Linked DNA regions of Homo sapiens: region 2 is linked to region 1. The links are chromatin loops, found by intact Hi-C in ENCODE. Cell type or tissue: endothelial cell of umbilical vein. All regions are shown on one strand. Links, peaks and the distances in the headings refer to the core of each region. The heading gives the core; the rest is flanking DNA. Region 1 overlaps LDLRAD3 (low density lipoprotein receptor class A domain containing 3). Region 2 overlaps LDLRAD3 (low density lipoprotein receptor class A domain containing 3).

Region 1 (12,261 bases), core at 1,306-9,305:
TAATAATGCGATCTTTAGAGACTCAAGGAAGATCGGACATGCTGTCATTTCTCCCTTGATGAGGAATCCTGCCAGGGAGAAGTGACTGATATCCCAATTCTTCAAAAATGCATCTTTCTAAAAATGTAGATGAAACTTACAAAAATAGCTTTGATGCTCCTCCAACTCAACTTTTTCCCCAGCACCCTGCCCCCACCGTGGCTTAAAAATACCACGCCAGGAATTTATATTTGGTTCAAAGTTGCTTAGCACATCGAGGCTAAATACAGCTTATACACCAATTTTGCTTCCAAAATTACTTACTTGTAAATGTATAAAACCGTTAACGGAATGATTTATAGTTTTACTTCAGTTCTTTCATTACTGATTTGCAGAGATCTCTCTAGGGGTGATTATTTTTGGATATTTCTAAGTCTGCGGACTGCACAACTCTCGATAGATGTTAACTCATTCTCAGAGAGCCTCATCGTAACTGAATTATGCATCTCATTCATTTAAACATTTAATGAACACCCATGAAGCATTAAGTACAGCAGGGCACACAAAGCTGACTAAGGCAAGGGCTTGTGTCCTCAAGAACTTACACTTGTTCTCAGTCATCTTGTAAGCTGGGAGATGTGTTGATACAGTGGCTAAATTTAGTGGCAAAATAAAACTTCCCTGGTCTGAAGCCCAGGTTGTATATGTCTACCAATGTATCTTACCGCTCTTCTGTAAGAGGAATTTGCCGGGACTGAAGTGGAGTTGGCCTCTGAAGATTGTTGTACTCCATCCATCCATCCATCCATCCATCCATCCCAAAATGAATCAACAGAATGTAGACTCCACAAGGGTAGGGATTTTTATCTGTTTCCCCCACATTTATAAACACATCTACAGATATGTATTTAGAAATATATCTACAGGTATGTATTTATAAATACATCATATATTTATATGATGGCCTGTCTGCTATTTGTAAAAGTTTGTATCTCACCCTGCTAGCAGGAAGCAGTTGCCAGAGCCTGATTTCTACTTGGAACAAAATCACTCTGAAGTTCCATTTCCTCATTTAGAAAATGGGGATAGTATTATAGATGCCATAGGATTCCTGGGAGGAATCAAAGGGGTAATATAAGAAATGTACTTTACACACAGTGCCTGGTACCCTAAAGCTCTTGACTAATGTGGAGTATCTTCCCCTCTCTGCTACAGGAAAGGGAAATCAGAAAGAATGGGAAGCCCTCACTGTGCACAGAAGGAGAGACGGGCATTCTGAGAGCTTCAAGATCCTGCTTCTGGCCAGGCGCGGTGGCTCACGCCTGTAATCCCAGCACTTTGGGAGGCTGAGGTGGGCAGATCACCTGAGGTCAGGCGTTCAAGACCAGCCTGGCCAACATGGTGAAACCCTATTTCTACTGAAAATACAGAAATTAGCTGGGTGTGGTTGCAGGTGCCTGTAATCCCAACTACTCGGGAGGGTGAGGCAGGAGAATCACTTGAACCTGGGAGGCGGAGGTTGCAGTGAGCCCAGATTGCGCCATTGCACTCCAGCCTGGGCAACAAGAGCGAAACTCTGTCCCTCCCCACGCCAAAAAAAAGATCCTGTTTCCATTTCGAGTTCTCACTAAGTCATTGTGTGACTTTGAGCTGGTCACTAACGCATTTTCAGTCCCGATTTCTTCTATGTGAAAATACTTTTTAAAACTGAAAACCAATATGAAAGGGTAAACGATACCTATGAAAAGAACCAGACAGCATTATTTTATTCAAAGATCCTCTCTGACAAGCAGAGTTCCTGGGTTGAACGATGGGCCAAAAATTTTTTAAGGGAAAAAACTGACCCCTGAGAGCCTCATTAAAAGAAAGATAAACTCCCAGGAACCATATTTTATTTTTTGCTGCAAGGCTAAATATGGGTTAAGAGGAAAAAATAACTGCTGGGATAAGCATTCATGTATCTTATAATTAAATATTTCAAGGAGGATTTGGTGCAACAGGGGTCGCTAAGCTGCCATTCACTCCCACGGGCCTTATCTCCTCTGGCTGGGAAATCACGCTGGCTTTCTGTGAGCGTGATTTTCCCCCAGGATTCACTGGGCCACGTCCCTCGAGGCTGGCCCACACAAAGGGCAGAGGGGACTGAGAACAAAGATGCGGTGCCTGCAATACGTCCCACAAAACAGCAAGCTGGAATTTTATCACGTTCACTTCACCAGGACGTTCATTCACCACACAGATTCAGGTTTATTCTTTGCATCTCAGGCAAGAACAGGGAAGGGAGATGCTTTTCTTTCTGTCAGACTGTGGCTTATCTGCCTCGCTCACAGCCAGTAAGGCCACGGATTTATAAATTTTCCTGCAACGGTCTTATCAACCACTAGCAATGTGCAGCAACGTGGGACTGAGTGTTTTCAAGGGGGTCCCAACAAAAGCCCTGCGGCTCTGTGTTGCTGATGAGTTGCCGGAGGACTCACTACTGGGCAGGGAACATAAGACTCAGGCTTGGGATGGAAGGAGAGGAAGGAACCGTCCTGGCCCTCCAGGGTAGGGGTGGTTATTCTGTGGGCAAAGGTCATAGGCCTTTGCCACCTTGATTCTTGTCCCCTGAGTTCTCCTTTTTTTTTGAGGGCCTCGCTCTGTTGCCAGGCTGGAGTGCAGTGGCATGATCTGGGCTTACTGCAGCCTCAACCTCCCAAGCTCAAGCAATCCTCCCACCTCAGCTTCCCATGTAGCTGGGACTACAGGAGCATGTCACCACATCTGGCTTTTTTTTTTTTTTTTTTTTTTTTAGTTTCTGTAAAGACGGTGTTTTACTATGTTGACCAGGCTGGTCTTGAACTCCTGGCCTCAAGTGATCCTTCTGCCTTGGCTTCCCCTGGGATTACAGCAGTGAGCCACCGCATCTGGCTCCTTTTTCTTTTTAGAGACAGGGTCTGACTCTGTTGCTCAGGCTGGAGTCCAGTGGCGTGCTCACGGCTCACCGCAGAATCAACCTCCCGAGCTCAGGTGATCCTCCCACCTCGGCTTCTCCAGTAGCTGGGACTACAGGCAAACACCACCATACCCAGCAAGTTTTTTAAAATTTTTATATAGATGGGGGTCTCACTATGTTGCCCAGGCTGGTCTCAAATTCCTGGGCTCAAGCGATGCTTCGGCCTTCGTGTCCTAAGTGCTGGGATTACAGCCATGAACGACCACACCCGGCCAAGTTCTTTTTCAATGGAATTGTCAACATGTATCACTGTCACTATCTCCTTATCTCACTGTTCTTCTTCTTCCTCATTTCTATTCAAATCTGAGTAACAGTTCAGCCCTTCCTTTAATTTCCACAATTTAAGAAAGCAGCCAACACGTACAAAATTACAATTAGAAAAACTGGTGTTCTCTTGCACAGTAGGGCAGCTATAGTTAATAATAATGTATTGTATATTTCAAAATAGCTAGACCTTTCTGAATGTAGTCACCAAAAGAAATGACACACATATAAGGTGATGGATGTGCCAATTACCCTGATTTGATCATTACACAACGTATACATGGATTACAACACATTGTACCCTGTAAATATGTACAATTATTACGTATCAATTAAAAAAAATAAAAGACAGTTGTAGTAAGAAGAGGCTATCATTTTAACAGCATTAATTCATTCATTTATTCATTCCACAAAGTCTTCAGTGAGCATCTGTCACACCACAGGCACTGCTCCAGCTGATGGGATATGATGATATACAGAACAGAAATTCCTGCCCTCACAGAATTTACATGGTAGTGGGCAGAGACAGAGAGTAGATATAATAAAAAGTTATAGGGTATATTGTTTGGGAGAAGATAATAAATGCTGTGGCAAAAAAAAAAAAAAAAAAGCCCAGAACATGGTAAGTGGAACGAAGAGGGAGCGGGGTTGGTGATGGGTTGCAATTTTAAACAGGGGGTGGGGATGGGGATGGGGTTCTCCTTGAGAGGGTGGCACCTGATAAAGAGCTGAAGGTGGACCCTTGGGTATATGGAAGACAGGTGTTCTAAGTGAACAGAACAGCAAGTGCAAAGATCCTGGGGTGAGAGAGTCTTTGGTGCATTTGAGGAAGAGCAAGGGGGCTTTTTCCTTAAAATTCAATGAAACTCAAAGGGAATTACCCCCGGACAGTGACGTGCCTGGAACTCTCACAGCTGAGGCAGCTCTCATAACTCATGTGCTGAGGCTATCTTCATAGACTATCCCACTGGAATGTTTTTTCAACATCAGGTCTCAACCAAATAGTATAATAAGTACAGAAACTAACATAGTGGGTCAGGGCCAGCATAAAACGAAAAGAAGGGAATAGAATGTATTAAAAAATACCTGCGTCAGTGTGCTGAATGTAGAATGACTTCCTATCTGTATATTTGTGATATAAAAGTAGTTCTTATTGTAGGTTGGGGTCCAAATTGCTTAACAGCTACTAACCAACAGGTTACCTTCTACTGAGTCCCCAACTTGCCTCCTTGTAGCAGTGCCTTCTGCTCCCAGAACCTGGAAGCATCTACCCGTGACAGATCTAGATTCCTTATAATCTAAGCTCAAAAAGAGGCTCAGAGAGAAAAAGATGTTTCCTCAACCACCAGACCTTGCCTGTCTCAGCAACAACTGAAATGGAGACACTCCGCTCCCTCCAAAAGACAGACACCCTGCTTCCCACCCAGGGGCTATATCTTCCTGTGATGGTCCCAATGGCTCCTACTCCACTAGAATTTTAAGACACTCAAAACAGAGACCCGCAAAATAGTAGGGGCTCCCTTCCCTTATCATGACCCCCAATCCACAGAGTGGAGTTTAACTCATGGGCAGTTTGCTGGAAAATAACTCCCTGGCCTAACCAATGTTCATCTGTTCTCTGGGCCAAGAACCCCATGGTTCATTTGGGACTTTAAAAACTGACTAAATAAAAAGAAATTTTAAAAATCAACAAAAGTGCAACAGAACCACTCACAAGCTGCAATGTGGGAAACTCTTCAATTAACTCCCTCTCAAGTTTTTCTCTTCTGACAAGACCAAGTTTGTCTGGCATCCCCCAGAGGTCTCCCTTTATCTGGACAACTCATTTTGAGTTTTTGGACTACATCCTGCACTAAGCAGGAAATTATTAATGTTCCCGTTTAAAGGCATGAGGGGGCAGAGATCCTCTATGATGGTTTCGGGGGTGCAGGAAACTGTATACAATCTGGAGACCCCATCAGCCCCTTACAGCATTACTGGGAGCATTCTGAATGGGGTCCTCTCTTTCCAGCAGGAGACCAAAAGATTGCCCTTAATAGAATTGTTTAAATTGCCTAAAATTGCTGCTTCTATTCCAGGCTGAAAATTACAGCCCTTACGCTGTTTCCCATCCTCTCCCCAGGGTTACTCAGTGCCCCAGAGGAGATCTGTACTAACAACATCATCAACAAAACCTGAATGTACTTTGTGTGGAGAAAAATATTTGCAGCTTTTCAACCAGATCCGAAAAGGCAGTGACTGACATACACACGTTCTCCCAAATGAATTCAGATTTTCCTTTTTTTTTGGCATGACAAAACAAATTACCAGCTTGATTTATGTTGCCTTCTGAAATGTTACAAATCAAATGCTAAAAATCTCTGAAACCATATCATGCTGAAGATGATGAATGCTGATCTTCCTTCTTTGTCATTTTCTGCCAGCTGGGTGGGTGCCATGAGGAGGGGAGGGGATGATGAAGAAGTTATTGTTGCCAAATAATGCCACATCAGGGTGTGAGTGTTGAGACAGTCATTTCCTTACCTTAACTCCCCTCTAAGAGAAGGCTGTGTGTGGGTAAACAAACAAAACCCAATCTGTGTATATTTCAAGGACGTAGATCTTCTGAAAACTGCTGTTTACTGCAGTGAGACAGCACTGCCTTGGGAGACCCAACTTCTTTCAGCTCATGCTAACAATGGCAAATGGGTGGACCTGATCCAAGTGGCCCTGTACTGCCCCATCCATGTTCTGCCAAGGCACCTGGCCCTACCCAGGGTCCTGCTGGGCAGAGCTGGCTATACGAACAAACTTGGGCTTTGAGTTTGCAGTGACAATGTGTATGTGCAAACAGCTCTTCAGTTGGGGATCGTGCCACTCCAAAGGAATCACAAGCTGCTTTGGATTCAATCTTGAAGCCTCAACCAAGACTGCCAACTACTGGCGGTCTTTTTTATCCCTTCAGGTGCTTAGCTGTTGATGAGGTTATACAATTTCCACTCAGTACGTTCTTCTCAACGAAAGCAAAGGACTTCTGACACATCGCAAGGCTCTACCTCGAATCAGCAGAGTCAATCTCTTGTATGGAGTCTCTAAAAACTGCTCCCTGGGTGATTCTAATGTGCAACTAGGATTGAGAACCACTAAAGAAATGGTGAGGCAGAACATGACTCATCTAAGAACATAATTTCCCAGCTCAAAGCTCTTTCCTCCACAGAGCCCTGCAGGTGGCCACATGCTACTATTGCTGGCTCAGCTTCTTAAAGGCAGGGGGAAGGCAGGCCCAGGACTTTTAAGGACCAAGACTAGGCTCCAACAGAGGATTTTCTAGATAGGCGCATCCCACTCTAGTTTCCATTGAAAAAAATCTTGCTACGCACCTACTATGAGCCAGGCGGGTACCCCTGGGAATAACAGGGGTGAACAAGAGGCCCCTGCTGTATCCTAAAGTGATGGATAACTATGTTCTTGAACTAGGCTAAGTGCTTTGCATTCTCTCATTGTCTCATTTAATCCTTACCACTAGTCTGTGAAGTACGTATTATTATCCTTATTTTACAGAGGAAGAAACTAAGGCTCAGAAACATTAAGCCACTTGCTCAAGGTCACACAGCTGGGAAATAACACAAGTCTGACTTGTTCCAGGCACGGAGGCCAGCGTGGGGAGAAAACAGGGAGCAAAGATGAGCTGGGGAACAGACGCGGAAGTCAATATAACTATGACTTCAGCGGGCTCTCTCCAAACAAAGTTTTAGATGAAATTCTTTAAACAAGAAGGAAGAAAATAATTTGGAATTTCTGGCAACATTTTGAGGCAGAGCTTCAAAGGACCCGGATAAATAATGAATGTCACTGAAAGGCCACAGAGCAGAGGGGCAGAATCACATGCTCGCCATGCCAAGAGCTGCTGAAGAAAGAAAATACTTGACAGCGTGATCTGTGGGTTGTTAACAGCATCTGAAAATCTTTCTAGGTCAGCAGATTTCCTAGACAGCTGTGATCCACTCTGGGGAGACTGTCAGCCATTGATTAATTCCTAATCAATGAGAAAGCAAATGATGGCAAATGAACCAGCCTGAACTGGAAAGATTGTGGGTCTGGGGTAAAAGGCCATCCTCTTCCCAGCAGAATTCAAAGTAAGGGCAAGGGTGAGAGGGTGGAAAACAGGGAAATGGGGAAGAGGAGGAGCTGCCCAAGGAAAGAGGACAGGAAGGGAGAGAGAGAAGCAGACAGACAGATGGACTGGGCCTAAAGACAGCATGAGCTCCTGGGAGAGGGACTTGTGGTAGAGGCCAGGGGAGACTGCCTGGGGTCACCTGGTGGTTGGTTTGTCCATGATGGAAAATTTTGTCTCAAATGAGGCTGTCATTAGGATGCACATGGATGTCCCTCTGACATAAGTTCCAAGAAAATTAACCAATAGGAACTGAATGATAAGACATGAAACAGATTCCTAATTAAGTTACCTGACTCCAGACTGACTGCAGCTGCAGGTTCTGAAATGGGTTTGCATGGGAGGCTACAGGCAGTATGGAATGGGGGAAAATAACGGGGTTTTTGGTCAATTAAGTTCAGGAAACACAGGTTAGACAACAACAAACAATTTCTTTTCCCTACGACTTCTCTAAACCTCTGTTGTGATTTCTAAGATTGGGAAAGTGCCTCCCAAATTCATGTGACCACAGGCGGAGCTGCTTGTGGATTTAGGGTTCTAAGGAACATGCTTTAGGAAAGCTACTTGGGTACAAAGGGAATAAGTGGGGTCCAAGAGCCCCTAGGCTGTGCCACCTGGGGTCTAGTCATCTCTTGGACACTAACAGTGGGTCACCATTTACCTGTCCTGGCTCACCCGCAGGCTGGGTACATCAGTGGTGGTAGTATCATGGGCACATTCTTCAAATTTAAGTCCCCCAGATGTTTAAAGGTGTGACTTACTTTCAGTCGGTGTGGCATTCTCTGAGCTCAAAATTGGGACTCTTTAAGAATGCCAGAATGCGAGAGAACATTCTGGATGAACTCATCTCTTTACAAAAAGAAGAACAGAGGCCGAGGAAGTCAAGCAGTTTATGCCAAAGTCTCTGGGACAACTCAGTGGTTGAGACACAACTGGAACCCGAGGCTTCTGGCCTTCAGTCTGGGATGAAGGTGCCTCTCCAACTCCCCCACACCCCACTGAAGGCACAATTCCAACCAATGTTTAAAAACTTAGAAGAACAGTATCCTTGAACTGTTGGAGAGGTGGTAAATTCTACTTTCCCATGGCCCGCCTACCTCTTGTTAGTCTATCGATGACACTTGCACATGATTTATCCTGTTAAAAAAAAACATTAACAAGCAAAGCAAGCTAGAGAAACCCCCTAATGGCAGGAATTTAAACATTTGCCCACCACTAGAGCAAATAAATATGCACATAGCTGCATTCCTCCCTTCTCCTTTGTTCAAGAAGCAGAAAAAAATAAGGCCAAAAGAGAGCACTTGGGAAATGGGTCACTGGGATTGCAAAAAGGGATGTTCCACTTAGCCATTCAAAATGTGTCTTGCTAATTAAGAACATGTACTTGGTAACAGGGTCTACCTTTATGACAAATTTACAGACAGATCCAGAAATAGATCAACCAAGGTAATCCAGAGACAAGCCTCAATGTCCTAAGAGAGGGAGGGGTGCCAACTGACCCAGCAAAAGGTCTGGGAAAGCAGAGATACCCCCAACTGTGTTCAATTAAAAGTTCTCTCCCACAGCAACCAGAGCCAGCCAGTGCTCAGACAGAAACTTATATGGAATTTACTCATCTTGCTTGACAATAATCTCCGGTCCCTCCTGGGCTCAAGTGCTTTCTGCAGCAATGTTAGGTGGCATTTATTCACTCCTGAAGTATACATTCAACAAATATTTGCTGCAGGAGGACCTGTTCTGAGAAGTGGGGATACCACATCTACAACTCAGAGTTCCTATGCCCATGGAGCACATCCTGGTCAAGCACCCCGACTATGCTGGGCATCTCTCGGCGTCCTCCAAGAACCCGAAGCCATTAAGTGTTACTAACCCCTTTGTTGGAGATCCTGAGGCTCAGAGTGAGAAAATAACTTGCCACAAATCCATGGTAAATGGCAGATTCAGGAGTGGAACCCAGGTGAGCAGGACCTCAGAGTATTCATCCACAAACCTTAATCATCCCTGCCTCAATTAAGAAAGGAGACTGCTTGATTGTACCCTTGACTGAAAGCTTCCTCTCCCTCTTTGTTGGAGGTCCCCAAGAGCACCCCAATTGTGAAGATTTGCTAAGAGGACTCACAGGACTCAGCATATACTTGTACTCACAGGCACAATGTATTAGAGCAAAAGGTTACAGAGCAAAAATAGCATGGAAAAAGGTGCATGGAGTAAAGTCTGGGGGAAACCAGGTGCAAGCTGTCAAGCGTCCCAACTATTTATCCTAAAACAGACCTGCTATTTCAACTTTTTTCTGCACACCTTTCTGTTAGAAAAGCTGATCTGTGCAAATGGCCAAAGGGAGTTGGAAGCAGACAAAGCCAGAAGTATAGATGAAACCCTCCCTGAAAGAAGAATGGATGAATTTGTAAAACAGACTATATGGAGGATTTTTTTGGTGGGAGTGAATAGGGACACGGGTAGGGGCTGGGTGATTTCATTATGAAAGAGGTTTGGAAAGGGGAAAGCACTGGCACCAGCATCAGAGGACCTAAGGCTCTGTTTGACTTAAGGTCAATTCCTATCGCTAACGAGCTGTGTGACTGTGGCCAAGTCACTTAACCTCTCTGGTTTTCTCATCTGTAAAATGAGACGAAAGCTGAATTAGATAAACCTCTAATGGTCTTTCTGTCTCTGATAGCATCTGGTTTTATAACTGACTAGAGATTTTCTTTAAAATGGAAAGATTCCCTGGTGAATTTAGAAAATGACTCAATTCCACACAGCTTTCAGGAGCACGTGTATCACAAAGTGAGACTCATCTATGGATTCTTTAGCTAAAGGAAAAGGAAAGTGTGTGTTGGAGGGAAAGAGAGCATTTCTCAGCCAAGTGGCCAATTTGCGGTTTCAGTTCCCTTAGGAGGCGTTTGGAAATTCAGCATTCCTTGGTTCTACCAGTTTTTACCTCACTCAGGAAAAGGGAGTTGGATGGGCTGGTTTGGGAAGCTGGTGGTGGTCACAGAAGTCACTGCAGACACTTTGGGGTAATTTTCTCCAAGTCATCCAGCTAAAGTGTTGGGGTCAAGTCTATGAAGCTCTCTGGTAGCCCCAGCTCATGATCTAGCATTTCCTTGTAGTGGTACTAAGAGACAAGACAATAGTACTCAGTGGGCTGGGAGGAACTGTTTATTTTCCTTCCTTTTATTCTATTGATTGATTGTAAAGTCTAGCCTGCTTGGTAGAATTCATGCTAGCGCCAGGGTCTCTACTACAGACACTGATGTGTAACTGGCACTAGACAGGACTGGGGATTTTGACCAATATACATTTATCAAGCTCAATGGAGGAGGTGGAAGACTAAAAACAATTCAAAGTGGGATCCCGCCCTCACGGAACTTAGCATCTATTAAGGAGGGAGCGGAGTGCCATGGAAAGACCATGGGCTTTGGAAAGAGACCTGAGTTGACTACAGCCCAGCCCAATTGTTTACTAGCTATGTGGCCCTGGGCAAGAAACTTAACATTTGTAGCCTTAGTTTCCTTCTTCGTAAAATGGCGGTAACAGAGTCCAACTGTTAGGGCTGAGATTATCTATATGAAGGTCTTGGCACAGTGGCCAGCAGTGCCTCTCTTCTGTATTCGATGTAAATGGCACCCCCTGAAGTTTTGCGATGTGCACCCCTGGCCCATCTTACTACACAATACTGTGTATTGTGTAGTAAGTGCTCAATACACAGTAGCTGCTATTATGACTGTCTCTAATGTTACCATGTGGGTACATCAGAGCTGGGATAGAATTCAGGTCATTCCCAGATATGAGCATGATTCACTGAAACAGCACCATGTGAATTACAATTTGAACAACTGGAAACCTCTGGCCTGGCTAGACTGGTGAGGGCGTTCTAGACAGACAGAAAAGTGTGCCTGAAAGGTGGGAAACCAAGGATTGTTCAGAGGTGCCTATGGGTGCATGTGGTGAACAGATCAGACCTCGGAGAACTTTCCATGTCCAGTAAGAGATTCAGCTTTATGCTACTGGCAATGAGGGGCTATTGTGTGTTTGAACACAGACAGCAAGACAAGCAGGACTGGGCTTTCAGTGACAAGGACTGGAGGTCAGGAAGGCTCATTAGAAAGCTACTGCAAAAGCAGGAGGTAGAGAGAAGGCCAGAATTTGGGCATGGGCATTCAGCTTCAACAAGGGATCTTTCTTTCTTTCTTTCCTTTTTAATTTTTTATTTATTTATTTTTTTGAAACAGAGTCTTGCTCTGTTGCCCAGGCTGGAGTGCAGTGGCTCAATCTTGGCTCACGGCAACCTCTGCCTCCTGGGTTCACACCATTCTCCTGCCTCAGCCTCCCAAGTAGCTGGGACTACAGGCGCCCGCCACCACGCCCGGCTAATTTTTTTTGTATTTTTAGTAGAGATGGGGTTTCACTGTGTTAGCCAGGATGGTCTTGCCTTTTTTATTTTTTTTTAAAGAGACAAGGTCTCGCTCTACCACCCACGCTGGAGTGCACTGGTACAATTATAACACACGGCAGCCTGGGACTCCTGGGTGCAAGTGATCCTCCCACCTCAGCCTCCTGGGTAGCTGGGACTACAGGCGTGTGGTACCACGCCTGGCTAATTTTTAATTTTTTTGTAGAGATGAGGTCTCACTTTGTTGCCCTGGCTGTTCTCAAACTCCTGGCCCCAAGTGATCCTGCTGCCTCAGCCTCCCAAAGTGTTGAGATTACACGTGTGAGCCACTGTGCCTGCCTTCAACAGGGAATCTTTAAAGAGTAATATTCATGCCTCATTTATGGAACAAATATTGTTCTCAGTTCTCAGATACCGGTGTCCAAGACAGACACAGCCACTAGGAGGCAACATTGTTCTTCCCTAGAGATGGGA
Region 2 (12,261 bases), core at 2,170-10,169, 76 kb before region 1:
CCTCAGTTTTCCAATCTGGAAAGAGGGTAGAATATCCATCTTCCATGGTTCATTCAGAGTAGAGTCAGCAAATTTTTCTATAAAGAGCCACATAGCAAATACTTTGGGCATTTTGGGCCATATGGTCTCTGTTTAATGCTACAACTCTGCATGAAAGCAGCCAGGGAAATAGTACATGAATGGGAATGGTATGTCCCAACAAATCTTTATTTACAAAATAAGCAGTGGACCAGATTTGGGTTGTGGGTCACATTTGCCAACTCCTGATTCAGAGGATTATGTGTTAGCAAAGTGCTTGGCACAAAATAACTGAAGAATAAATGATGTTAACTACTACTATTATTATCAGCCTTGCTGCTCTGCGTTTGGCCACTTAGATCATCAGGTGCCAGTAAACAGCTCTACTTCCCTTCTCCCTGCATTATCCTGTCAGTCAGTCAATATATTAGTCCATTTTCTCATTGCTATTAAGAACTACCTGAGATGGGGTAATTTATAAAGAAAAGAGGTTTAATTGGCTCATGGTTCTGCAGGCTGTACAGGCAGCATGGGTAGAGAGGCCTCAGGAAACTTTCAATCATGGCAGAAGGCAAAGAAGAAGAAGGCACATCTTACGTGGTGGGAGCAGGAGGAAGAGAGAAAGCAAAGGGGAAGGTGCTATACACTTTTAAACAACCAGATCTCATGAGAACTCACTATCATGAGAATAGCAAGGGGGAAGTCCACCCCCATGAATCACTCACCTCCCAACAGGCCCCTCCTCCAACACTGGAATTACAATTCAACATGAGATTTGGGTGGGGACACAGAGCCAAACCATATCACTCCATTTCCAAAAAGGGCATGTGAATGGACCCACTCAACTCCTGGGTGCAGGTGCAGTCAAGATTTTGTCCTGACATGATTTGCTTAATGCAAATTCCCAGTTCCTTAGCATTTAAAGGAAGGGCAGTTTGGATTCATAGTGAAGGAACAATGACAGGACTTCCCATTAAAAATGTCTATTACCCTTCACAAGGGACTTTCCTTTGCAATATCATGTGGATTTCTCAATGCTGCTTGAAGAGATAATGACTATTACAACCATTTTGTAGACAAGACACTGATTTTTGGTAAGACACACTGATATGTGTGAAGTCACAAGATCAGGAGCAGAGCTGAGACTTGATCTCAGATCTTTGGACTCTAGATCCAGTGCTCATTTCTCCCACAACTCATTGGGCTGAATATTGGATTAGTTAGGATCTTTGCTGCAAATGATGAAGCCTATTTTGCTGATTTAAACAGAAAAGGAATTCATTAAGTGACTTGAAGAGTTTCTGGGAGGGCCAGAGGATTGGGCTTGAGCAGAAGTCATTATTCTCAAAGTATTGGGGTAGTCAGACACGTGGCTTCACAGTCTTCTCCATGAGCTTACTTGTTGCAATACCATTTTGAAGTCTTCATGTAGCAGCACCTTCTTGGCCTTCCTTGCCAGCTCATTTCTCCATCTGTCCCAGGCCCCAGGCTAGTGGCCTTGGAGATAATGTCCCAGATCCTCCAACTTTCCAGACCATCCCTCCACCAGCTCTTTCTGCAACAGGATAAGCCCTAATTTCCATATGAAATCCCTTATTCCTGTAATACTTGTAGTGGCTCTGACTGATCCCAGCTGATACACCAGGCAAGCACAAACATCATTTTCATGAAAAGATCACTTATTAGATCTAAGCCAAGCCAGCAAGTGGGGTCAAGACATTCACATTCAATCATTTCCTGGTAACTGAGGGCTGAGTTATTTAAGCAGTTTATTTTTCATGTAAAAGGAGGCTGGCCCTGTCTTCTCTTTCTATAATTTCTTACCTCTTTTCCCTGTTTGAACAAAGTGTCAGTTTCTTATCTCCAAACTGGGGATGCCACCATTTTCAAATAGAATCTGCGGTCCTATCCCTGGGAAGTTGCCTGGCATGTCGGTGTGCTCTTAGTTGATTCACAGACTAGCACACCAAGAACACACTTCCAAGATGGTCTGGCCCAAGTCCTCTTGCAAAAGAGTCATACCTATTGAGGGGTCACCAAAAGAGCAGGCCCCCAGGTGGGCATGTGTTCAGGTACCACCTCCATCACTTAGTCCCATTCTTCACATTCCAGTGTATTGTTTATTATTTCAAGGTATTTCAACTCACCTTCCCAAGTTCTCATGTACTGCTTTAGTCTAGGGATCAATCAGTATCTTGGTCAAGAAGGAGTCTGGTACTTCCATCTTCCACGAATCTCAGTGTGGCCACAGCTGAGGTCCCAAAGACATCAATAGCAATATTCCAAGTGGCTGTGGCTCCTGATGGTTCTCTGATGGGGAAGAGTATTCTAGGGATCTTGAGAAGCTGTTCCAGTAAAGGGAACAGCAAGAACAAAGTTTGGGAGCTGAGAGTCTGCCTGGTAGGTTCGAACCAGGAGGGTGGTCAGGATAGCTGGAGCAGGGTAAGGGAGAAGGGAGAAGCCAGGTGGTGGAAAGTCCCATAGACTAGCATTTTGATCTTTCTCCGCAGTGAGTTGACAATTATTCAAAGAATCTGAGAATAGGCTGTGAGCGGTGGTGTGTGCCTGGAAAAGTTATTCAAAGATTCTGAGAATAGGCTGGGAGTGCTGGTGTGTGCCTGGAATCATGGCATTTTGGGAGGTAAAGGTGGGCGGATCGCTTGAGCTCAGGAGTTTGAGGCCAGCCTGGGCAACATGGCAAAACCCCATCTCTACAAAAAACACAAAAATTAGCTGGGCATGTTAGCCCATGCCTGCAGTCCCAGATACTCGGGAGGCTGAGGTGGGAAGTTCACTTGAGCCCGGGAGGTTGAGGCTGCAGCGAGCAGAGATCATGCCACTGCACTCCAGCCTGGGTGACAGAATGAGACCCTGTCAATAAATAAATAAATAAATAAATAAATAAAGAAAAGAAAAGAAAGAGATTCTGAAAATAGGCCAAAGGGAGGCAATCTAGGGGAGAGATGATATGAGCTGTGTGGGGTTGAAAAGTTGTCATTCTAGAAAAGCCAAATTTGGACCTGACAGAAATTTTCACCAGATCCCAGATCTTGGATCTGATTAGATGGAATGGTTGGGTGTCTTCTTTCAGAAGGGAAAGAAGAGTGCAAACACAGGTTTGGTCACCAGCACCAAAATCCATTTCTGGTTCTTCCTGGACACACAGCTAATCTAACTTCTCAGCCTCTCTTACAGGTAGGTCTGACCATGGGACTGACCAGGCTCTGTGCAATGAAATGTGAGTGAAGGTGTGTGTTGCTTCCAGGTCTGGCCCGTAAACACTGCCCATGCATGTGTGCTCCTTGGAATGCCTTTTCTCTGCTGGCTCACTGGGATGACTCACCGTCAACGGTGACCTTGAAAAGCATGTAAAGTCAAATACAGCCTGATATTAGAACTTTAGAGTGAATTATCCTTGCTCAGACTATAAACTCAGCCCAACTGAGGCATCAGTAATATTTAAATTAACATGCTTCCTCCAATATTTCATCACAGCTCCCCATGATTATACCTTCAAGCTCTCAATATAATGGAAACTCAGCCCCTCAGCTCCAGTGACACAAGCTGTTCCAAAATTTCTAGTGGATGGTTCTCTAGATATTGACACATCCTAACTTTCAGGTATAGACAAATGGTTAACTATGGAAAGCCTCATTAACTGCATGCATACTTGAGTCTAGGTCTTTAGGTAGCTTGATAAGGGTGATGAATGGGAATATATTTCTGATCCATCAGCTTAAAAATACTGTGAAGGATGGGGAAACTCTTGGCAGGATAATTGCCCCATTTCAGTGGTTGGGAGACAGTTCTGAGCCCAAGAGATATTTGGGGTATCTTTAGGGTAGAATTCCTCCTACACAGCTTATTCATGACCGTCTCACAAAAGTATACATGATCCAACCCCAACTTGAAACTAACCTTGCCTCATAGGTTTAAGGAAAGGCTGTTGAGTCTCCTGAAATTTTCACTGCAACGTTGCCTCTGTTTCTTTCAGACCATATAATGCCCATGGTTACATTGTCTGAAGCTTGTAGTTGTCTGCTATTTTCTTATGTATATTACAAATTGTACCAGCCAGTTGTGAGTCCCATTCTTTGGTGGGGGTTTACAGCAGATATATTGGTATTTGGTCTACTACCAGACTCTTTCCATATGGGAATTTTCTCTTTCCCACTTCATGTAATTCAGGTGGGGCTGTCAATCAAGGGACTGAGACCCACTCATAGTAGTGGTCACATGACCAAGAACAACCAATCGTGAGTCCGTTTAAAGGTTTCTATAGATGCTAGGAGAGAGTGCCTCTCCTGAGACTGTGAACCTGGGTTTTCTGGACTCTCTTTTCCATGAGCAAGCAGGGCTGAGAAACTGGCAAGGGAGGAACAAATTCCTAATGAAGGCTGTTGAGCAGCTGGATCCAGGTCTGCTTGAACCCAAAAGTTCCATAATCTTGGACTTGGTTGCTTTAGACAATATATCTTCTAAAATTTAATGCAATTAATCATGTATGAGTCAGATTTCTATAACTTACAACTAGGAGTTCTAATTAATGTCCTATGAACTTGTTTAGCTGTAGGATGTCAAGGGAGTCAGTATATTTTCTCACTGACCTTTTCCCTAAGGGTCTCACTGGGTGCATAGTTATGTACACTCATACACTTCCACTGCAGCCACCTGAATCTCTTTCTCATTCAATTCACTCTTAGAATCTACTGCTTTGCCTGTGGGTTGCAAGCTCAACGTAGAAAATGGACATACCACGTCACTCACTCCCATGGACCTTCTCTAAAAGACAGATTCCTGTAATCCCAGCACTTTGGGAGGCTGAGGCGGGTGGATCATGAGGTCAGGAGATCGAGACCGTCCTGGCTAACACGGTGTAATCCCGTCTCTACTAAAAATACAAAAAATTAGCTAGGTGTGGTGGTACACGCCTATTATCTCAGCTACTTGGGAGGCTGAGGCAGGAGAATCACTTGAACCTGGGAGGCAGAGGTTGCAGTGAGCCGAGATTGTGCCACTGCACTCCAGCCTGGGCAACAGAGTGAGACTCTGTCTCAAAAAAAAAAAAAAAAAGACAGATTGCTGTGTGAGTTCATGACCTTGAAGAACTCCCAGTAAGAGTAGTTTTTTGTTTTTTTTTTTTCCTAGGATTGCTATATTGAACCCAAATATTTAGGATTTCATTAAGAAAGCCTCTCTTCAGCTTAATCCTGTATCTTCTTATTTTGGAAGAGAACTAATAGGGGCCTTGAATTGTCTGCTTCATGAGTTTTTCTATTTTTAATTTTTTTTCTTTTTTGAGACGGAGTCTCGCTCTGTCACCCAGGCTAGAGTGCAGTGGCTCGATCTTGGCTCACTGCAAGCTCTGCCTCCCAGGTTCATGCCATTCTCCTGCCTCAGCCTCCCAAGTAGCTGGGACTACAGGTGCCCACCACCACGCCCGGCTAATTTTTCTTTTTTTTTGTATTTTTAGTAGAGATGGGGTTTCACCATGTTAGCCAGGAAGGTCTCAATCTCCTGGCCTCATGATCCGCCCACCTTGGCCTCCCAAAGTGCTGGGATTACAGGCGTGAGCCACCACACCCGGCCTATTTTTAATTTTTTGAGATTGGTGTCATTTCAAGGGTTCTAGTACTCCAAGCCATTAACACAACTGTTTCTTCTCTTCAGTGTCCTTAGCTTTACATCTATGAACCCAATGTGGAAGTGATCCTTTAGATTACTGACAAACCACAGCCCACAGGTCAAATCCCACCAGTAGCCTGTTTTTGTAAATAGTTTTCTTGGAACACAGCCACATCCATTCAATTTTGTATTGTCTATAGCTGCTTTTGCAGTTGCTACAGAAACCACACGGCCACAAGCCAAAAATATTTATTCTCTGGCCCTTTAGAGAAAGTTTATCAACCCCTGCTCTAGCTGAGTATTTTACAATCATTGCAAAGCACTAGCATCCATAAAAAATGCTCATCTTGGCATCCATAAAAATGGTATTCATGGCTGGGCGTGGCAGCTCACGCCTGTAATCCCAGCACTTTGGGAGGCCGAGGTGGGCGGATCACGAGGTCAGGAGGTCAAGACCATCTGGCTAACACGGTGAAATCCTGCCTCTACTAAAAATGCAAAAAAAAAAAAAAAAAAAAAAAATTAGCCGGGCATGGTGGTGGGTGCCTGTAGTCCCAGCTACTCGGGAAGCTGAGGCAGAAGAATGGCGTGAACCCGGGAGGCGGAGCTTGCAGTGAGCTGAGATCACGCCACTGCACTCCAGCCTGGGCGACAGAGCGAGACTTCATCTCAAAAAAAAGAAAAAAAAAGGTATTCATAAGGTACCTCGAGGGATGATGAAATGAGTAACTTGACAAATCTTTGGGGCTTGGGAAAGTCTACTCTACATCACTTGGGGCAGGGCATGACATAGCATATATTTGGGATACACATGCCTGACAGCCCAGTCTTCATTTGAGGAATCTGGGATCAATACATGATCCAAATCTTGGTACTGTGGGTCTTGCATTTGGATTTCCATGTGGATTTCATTTCGGCCAGGGCTGGAGTTACTGTCCCTGTTCATGATGGTGGTGCTGGTGACCTATGGGGCATCCTAACTTCCTTCCCAGGCAGATGTCCCTGCTGCATTGGCCAACATGTGGCTCCAAAACTAGACTTAAAAAAGCATAAAGATGTTCCCATCATTGATGGGGACAATCTGAGCCATTTGTGTTTTGAAACTAATTACTAGCCCACCTATCCAAGAGCTATAGTGTGCTCCTGAATATGTGGTCAGAATCTGTTACAGTTATCACAGCTACTTGTCCTTTTCCCTTGAACAATGCTGTAGCAAAGGCAGAAACACCCATCTTCCAATATGATTTCCCAGGGCCCATTACATTAACTGGTGTCCACAACTTTGCCTCTGTATTCCAATCATATCAGCTGCAGAATCCTGAAGCATCCATCACATTTTGAGGTCCCACCAACATATTCTTCCTTTTTCTCATTTTATTATGGCATAAATTCATTGCAAAAGCTATGACAGAAGTGACTGTCCACTGTTTATATTGCTATAAGGGAAATGAGTGGGTCAAGGACCATTTGCACAAACAGAAAGAATGAAACTGCAAATTTATTAGAAAGTATAAAAATTAAAAAACAAAACCAAGCCTAACCAAAACACAAAAAGCAACGACACACAACCTTTCCAGTTTACATTAACTTTGAGCGTCACACACTATTAACCACTTAGTTGCATTTTTTAAAAATGTCAATTTCAAGGTAGAGGGAGCTGAGTCAGGTAATAGGCCAGTCATCACAGTGTAACTAATTTAATGCTAAAATAAAACACGGATCTCATTTGAGAAAAAAAGAGATGAGACTATTTTCTGGTTGGCGTAGATTTAGGCAATGTATAAAAAAGCTTCCTGGTTGGAATGAGTTAAAAAATATTGCTGGCCACTAATGTGCCATCTTGAGTTGGAAAACAAACCCCCTCCCCCCCAAAAAAACCCTGCCGCTTTGGTGTCCTATTTATATATTTTTAAAAACATTCATTAAAAAAATCAAATCTATAATAAAAATGTCCCTGTTTGTTTTAAAAAAGCATTAGTAGGCATCCCTTATCTACTAAAACCATTTGTTTTTCCTAAGATGCCTGGAAGCAGAAAAGCGAGTGAGATTAACTCACTGCGCAATTAATTAAAATTAGAATTCTTTCCTCTAAACAACTTCCAGAGCACCAGAAAGAAGAAGGGGCCCCATCAAAGGGAGAAATAAAGCCCTTCTGACTCACAGGAGATGAAATGTTCAGCCAGAGTTCTAACACATTCTGGCTGTCATCAAAAGTTCTTTATTGGATTACTCAGAAAATAACTCAAGTGCTATTTTAAAAATGAAAGATACAGGCAGCTAGGTTCCTTTCCGTTTTTCTTTCTTTCTTTCTTTCTTTTTTTTTTTAAACAAAACAAAATACCAGTGGCTAGCTTTTCTGTAACATCCTTTGGATTTGGTTAAAAAAAGAAAGAAAAGTCTACAGAACAGGATCACTGAATGCCACTTTAGCCCCACTTCCTGCAGGCTCTGTTTTAATTAGCGTCAAACAGGTTACTGAACATTTCTTCAGCTGCGGAAAGAAGTTCTGAATGGGTGACAGCTGCCCGGAGTGGCTCTACCTGGTTCCATTTTACCCCTCATCAGTCAGTGTGGTTTCTTGCCAAACAACACCTAACGTTTTACCCCTTATTCCTGCAGGGAGGCGGGCCCTGTGGCTGACTGGACACAGAGAAAAAAAAGAAAAACTAGCACAAACATAGAGACTATACACGGAGGGAGAGAGGAGTCCCTCTTTCTGCTTCCTTCAAGAACTTGATAAATAATAACCTCAAAGTGCAACAATGCACAAATGTCTGGCACACAGGTTAGTCTGGAGTGACTTGTTATCACGGGGCTCAGCGGGGCAAGGGTGTGATCTCCTTTTGCATCTTTCTTTGGACCTTGTTAAAGGAAAAACAAAAAAAGAGACAGCTTTCCTATACACATATAAATAGTCCCTTAACTAGAAGGGAAAAAACAAACACACTGTTTCAAATGCATTTCTAAAAGATTTAAAATAGATCCAAATGGAAAATCTTGACTCCAAATTGTCTCTTGCCCATGTGTCTCAGAGGAGAAACTACTGGGATGTTGGGAGAGGCCTGACCCTGACCCTAACTCTAACTAGAGGTGCTGGTATTGGGACCTTGGGAAGAGGAGCGTGCACAGTGCAGGGAGCCAGGAGAGCTTGCTGGAGGTATTGAACATGGCTCTCACCTGTGATAGAAACCAGTGTCCTCAAGTCCAAATGCACAGGTAAAAAGGACTTTGCAAGTGTTAAGGGAACTTTGGAGGCCAGTGTTGAGGCTGCATGAATGAGCAAGACAGGCTGGGTGTGGGCCACAGGGACATACAGCCAGGTCAGACTTTGGGCCAACTCAAGTTAGGTCCTCATTCCTTGGCTACGGGCAGGTCAGCTGGGAGGGTGACAGTCCAGAAACCAGGTAAGTGGCTGTAGAGCCAGGGCAGGTGTAGGGTCTTGGCAGCCTGCATTTTAGGAGCTGAGAACTTGGATAAACTCATGGGAGGGGCTCCCTGCCTATTTTAGGATGAGGCTGATGATATATGCTGCTGAGGAAAGCTCTCAGAATGAGCATTCTTGGGCAAATTTCTAAAGCCAGAATTTATACAGGGTAGATGGTTTCAGAGTCCTTCACAAAACCAAAATAACGTTGCGACTGCTGAAGGGTGTTACTCACGTCCAAAGTTTTCTTTGGCCACTGACTCTGCTGAACTGGGGGCATCAAATAGGATTGTGCAAAGCAGGTTTTGATGCTCAAATGGAATTTTTTTGGGGGGGTGACCATCCAGTGATGGCCTCCTGGTTAGATCATCTAACCCAAATCCCCAAATGCTATAAGGTAACTACCCAGCAGAGAGAATTGGGTCCAGCGTCTCCTGCACTTCTGAGCATCCAATATAGCACAGAAACATTGCTCTCTCCCAGCCTATTTCAATACTGTTTTATATGCTGTCTCTCCAACAGAAACAGAATAATGTGAAAAATGAGGGTGTGATCTCGGGTCCCAAGGGAAGAGTGACCTGACAGAAAAGACGCACAACAGATCATGTCAACTGAGACGCCAGAAAAACATCTCTGAAGTCTGGGGGAGGAGGGGAATGCAGAGATAGTTAATATCCCAAACTGTAACTTGAGACACCCTTACAGGTGCTTAAAGAGCTTCCCATGAGCACAAATTGTTAGAATGGCAACAAGTCAGAGCAGATTAACCCATATGGACTTTGGAATAACTGGGACTTATACTTCTTCAGTGCCCTGGCTGGGCTCAGAGTCCCTGGGCTCAGCAGTGCCCTCCTGGGGGCCAGGCTGCCCCGGGCTGTGGCTGGTGTCTTCCACGCTCAGGAGGCTGCTGGCTGCCTGGGAGCTGGCACTGTTGGCACTCCCGGACCGGGAGCGGTAGGGGGGCAGGTCGGCTTGGTTCAGAGATTCCGTGTCAGAAGAGTAGGGCGGTGGAGGAAGGTCATACCACGCAGGCCTGTGATGGGGACAGCAGGGGGGCAGGGGCAATGGAGACAGGAAGAGAAGAGAACACATTAGGGCCAAGATAAGCCAACTTCAGCCCATTTCTGAGACAGTGTTTCCAGTGCGAAATGAGATTTTTCCCTCCAAGTACAAAGACAATTAATTCAAGGACCAGGAACCACATCGGAACAGAAAAGGCCAGTGTGTTCTGGCTGGTTGGTGTTGACCGGACGGTGCCAAAACCACATCCTCTGGGTAGAACCAGAATGAGGTCGCCCACCAAGTCCCTCGGCTCAACCTGGGTGGTTTGGCATTGCCACTCTGCTCCATCAGCCAAAAGCCCTGTGGCCAAGAGGCTGGGCTGGTATCTTGACTGGGCCTCTGATGGGAACATGGAATTGGCATTTCTATTGAAAGCCAACTCTTCCTGGCTATGAACTGGGGTGAGAGGACATCCTCTCAACACCTCGGTCTGTATCGGCAGAAGGGGCTTAAAAGGAATGAATTTAACAGAAAAGACATTTTATTTTCTAGCTCTCATTTACTGAAGGCTTCTCATGAGCCAGGCACTTTGCCATGCCCCTTACATTCCTTACCTTATTTAATGCTCACAAGAATGCTGGGAGGTGGGCATTACTTTCATGCCTGTTGCTCTGGTGAGGAAACTGAGGCACAGGGACATTCAATGTCTGGCCCAGCATCAGAAATAACTGGTAAACAGCAATGCTGGGATTTGAACCCACGCATTCTGTTTCCAGATTCAGCAATTTTAACCTTACCCTATGCTGGGTGGTCCAAATGAAGAGGTTATGAGTGGGAACTTTATTAGGTGAGGAAGGTCCTGAATTCTTACACTTATTTGCAAAGAGATCCTTAAGCGCCATCCTCTCCCCTGACCTCTGAAACTTTATTCACCTTCTATGAGGAAGGAAAACGAAGATTCAATAATGTAAGAGCTGCCATGGAAGAGGGTCCAAGGAAGAGCCCAGTCACCATCAGAACACGGCCAGCAAAATGTCTAATGCCATACACGGCAGAGCTTGAGGAAGAGGGATGCTGATCAGGAAACGGGCCCACTGCTTGCTTCAACTACAGAACTCTGCTTCCTGGCTTTATACATACTGGGAGTTCTTGTACAATTCCATTTGCAATGTGGTACTGCTTAAAAAAGCTTGAAAGTGCTCCTTTCCACCTCCTTTATTTTATAGATGAAGCCAAGCAAAGTTAAGGAACTCACTGATTCTCTCATTCATTCACTTCTTCATTTATCCATTCATTTGACAGATATTAACCAAACCTCTCACATGTACTGGGCACTGCTCTGCAGTAGCAGGTGAGGCTCAGAGCTAGTCTGTGGCCAGAACATGGACCAGCGTGACATTCCCAGGAGGAGCAGGCCAGGATCCTAACTGTATGTTCCTCAGACAAGTCATTTAACATCCCAGAGCCTCAGTTTCCTCATCTGTAGAATTTGGAAATTTCCTGATTTGTGCAACTATCACCATAATCCAGTTTTGGAACATTCCTATCAGTTTCCTCCCTCAGCGAGGTGCTAAGAGGATTAAATGAGGTGATACATGTAGAGAATTTTGCGAGGACTCGGCAAATGTCAGATGCTGCCACTGCCTATAGCAGCTGAAGCCAGGCTCTTGGCAAGACCTAAGAACCTCAGTGTGTGCACCTATTCCCCTCCCCGCAATGGATGACCTCTCCCGCCTCAATCTCTTCCATCCAGCACACACCTCTGGTCCAGCAAGGCCTCGGAGTAGGAGGGTGGGGAGCCTACTTCCGACGCATTCTGCTCCGCCTGGCTGGCCACATACTGGATGCCATTATTGACGTTGTAGGTGACGTTGCAGTGGTGGGGGTGGTCCAGGACCACCAGGCGGGACAGCAGCACAGGGTGCTGCAGCCGGTGCACGGGCAGCGTCATGAGGTTGTTCCGCTTCCGCTGGTGGTGCAAGACCAGTGCCAGCAGGGCCACCACCAGCACAAAAATGACGGAGCTGCCGATGATGGCATAGGTGATGCTGGGGTAATACACAAGTTGGTTCTCTGAAGTCACAAACACCTGCCCACTGCCGGGTTCTGAGAAACCCAAGAGAGGAGAGAAAAGAGAGAAGGTTACCAGTTTGGCTAATCTTTGTGTTTCAACATCAGCCCCAGAACTTGCA

The links. Hi-C counts contacts between places; a loop is a spot of excess contacts. Peaks named below come from ENCODE experiments on the same cell type or tissue, not always from the same donor. Only the 100,000 strongest peaks of a DNase experiment are listed, where the experiment ranks them.
Region 2: a loop joins it to region 1, with 8 times the contacts of the local background. A loop is called at or near these places in 2 of 110 quality-filtered maps.

The regions. Positions count from the first base shown.
Region 1 is chr11:36,150,113-36,162,373 of GRCh38, reverse strand. All of the region lies in intron 4 of LDLRAD3 (low density lipoprotein receptor class A domain containing 3), which reads right to left. Among named protein-coding and RNA genes, the nearest start is that of COMMD9, 130 kb to the left of the region's middle. RefSeq lists enhancers at 8,848-9,017, 11,897-12,261. In endothelial cell of umbilical vein, for the core only: no CTCF peak of the experiment used is centred there; a DNase peak (open chromatin) is centred at 5,933; H3K27ac peaks cover 2,729 bases.
Region 2 is chr11:36,226,999-36,239,259 of GRCh38, reverse strand. LDLRAD3 (low density lipoprotein receptor class A domain containing 3) reads right to left here. Exons shown (of 6, transcript NM_174902.4): 5 at 11,830-12,175; 6 at 7,124-10,100. The coding sequence ends at 9,863. Among named protein-coding and RNA genes, the nearest start is that of COMMD9, 56 kb to the left of the region's middle. RefSeq lists a silencer at 1,767-2,061. In endothelial cell of umbilical vein, for the core only: no CTCF peak of the experiment used is centred there; DNase peaks (open chromatin) are centred at 5,829 and 7,729.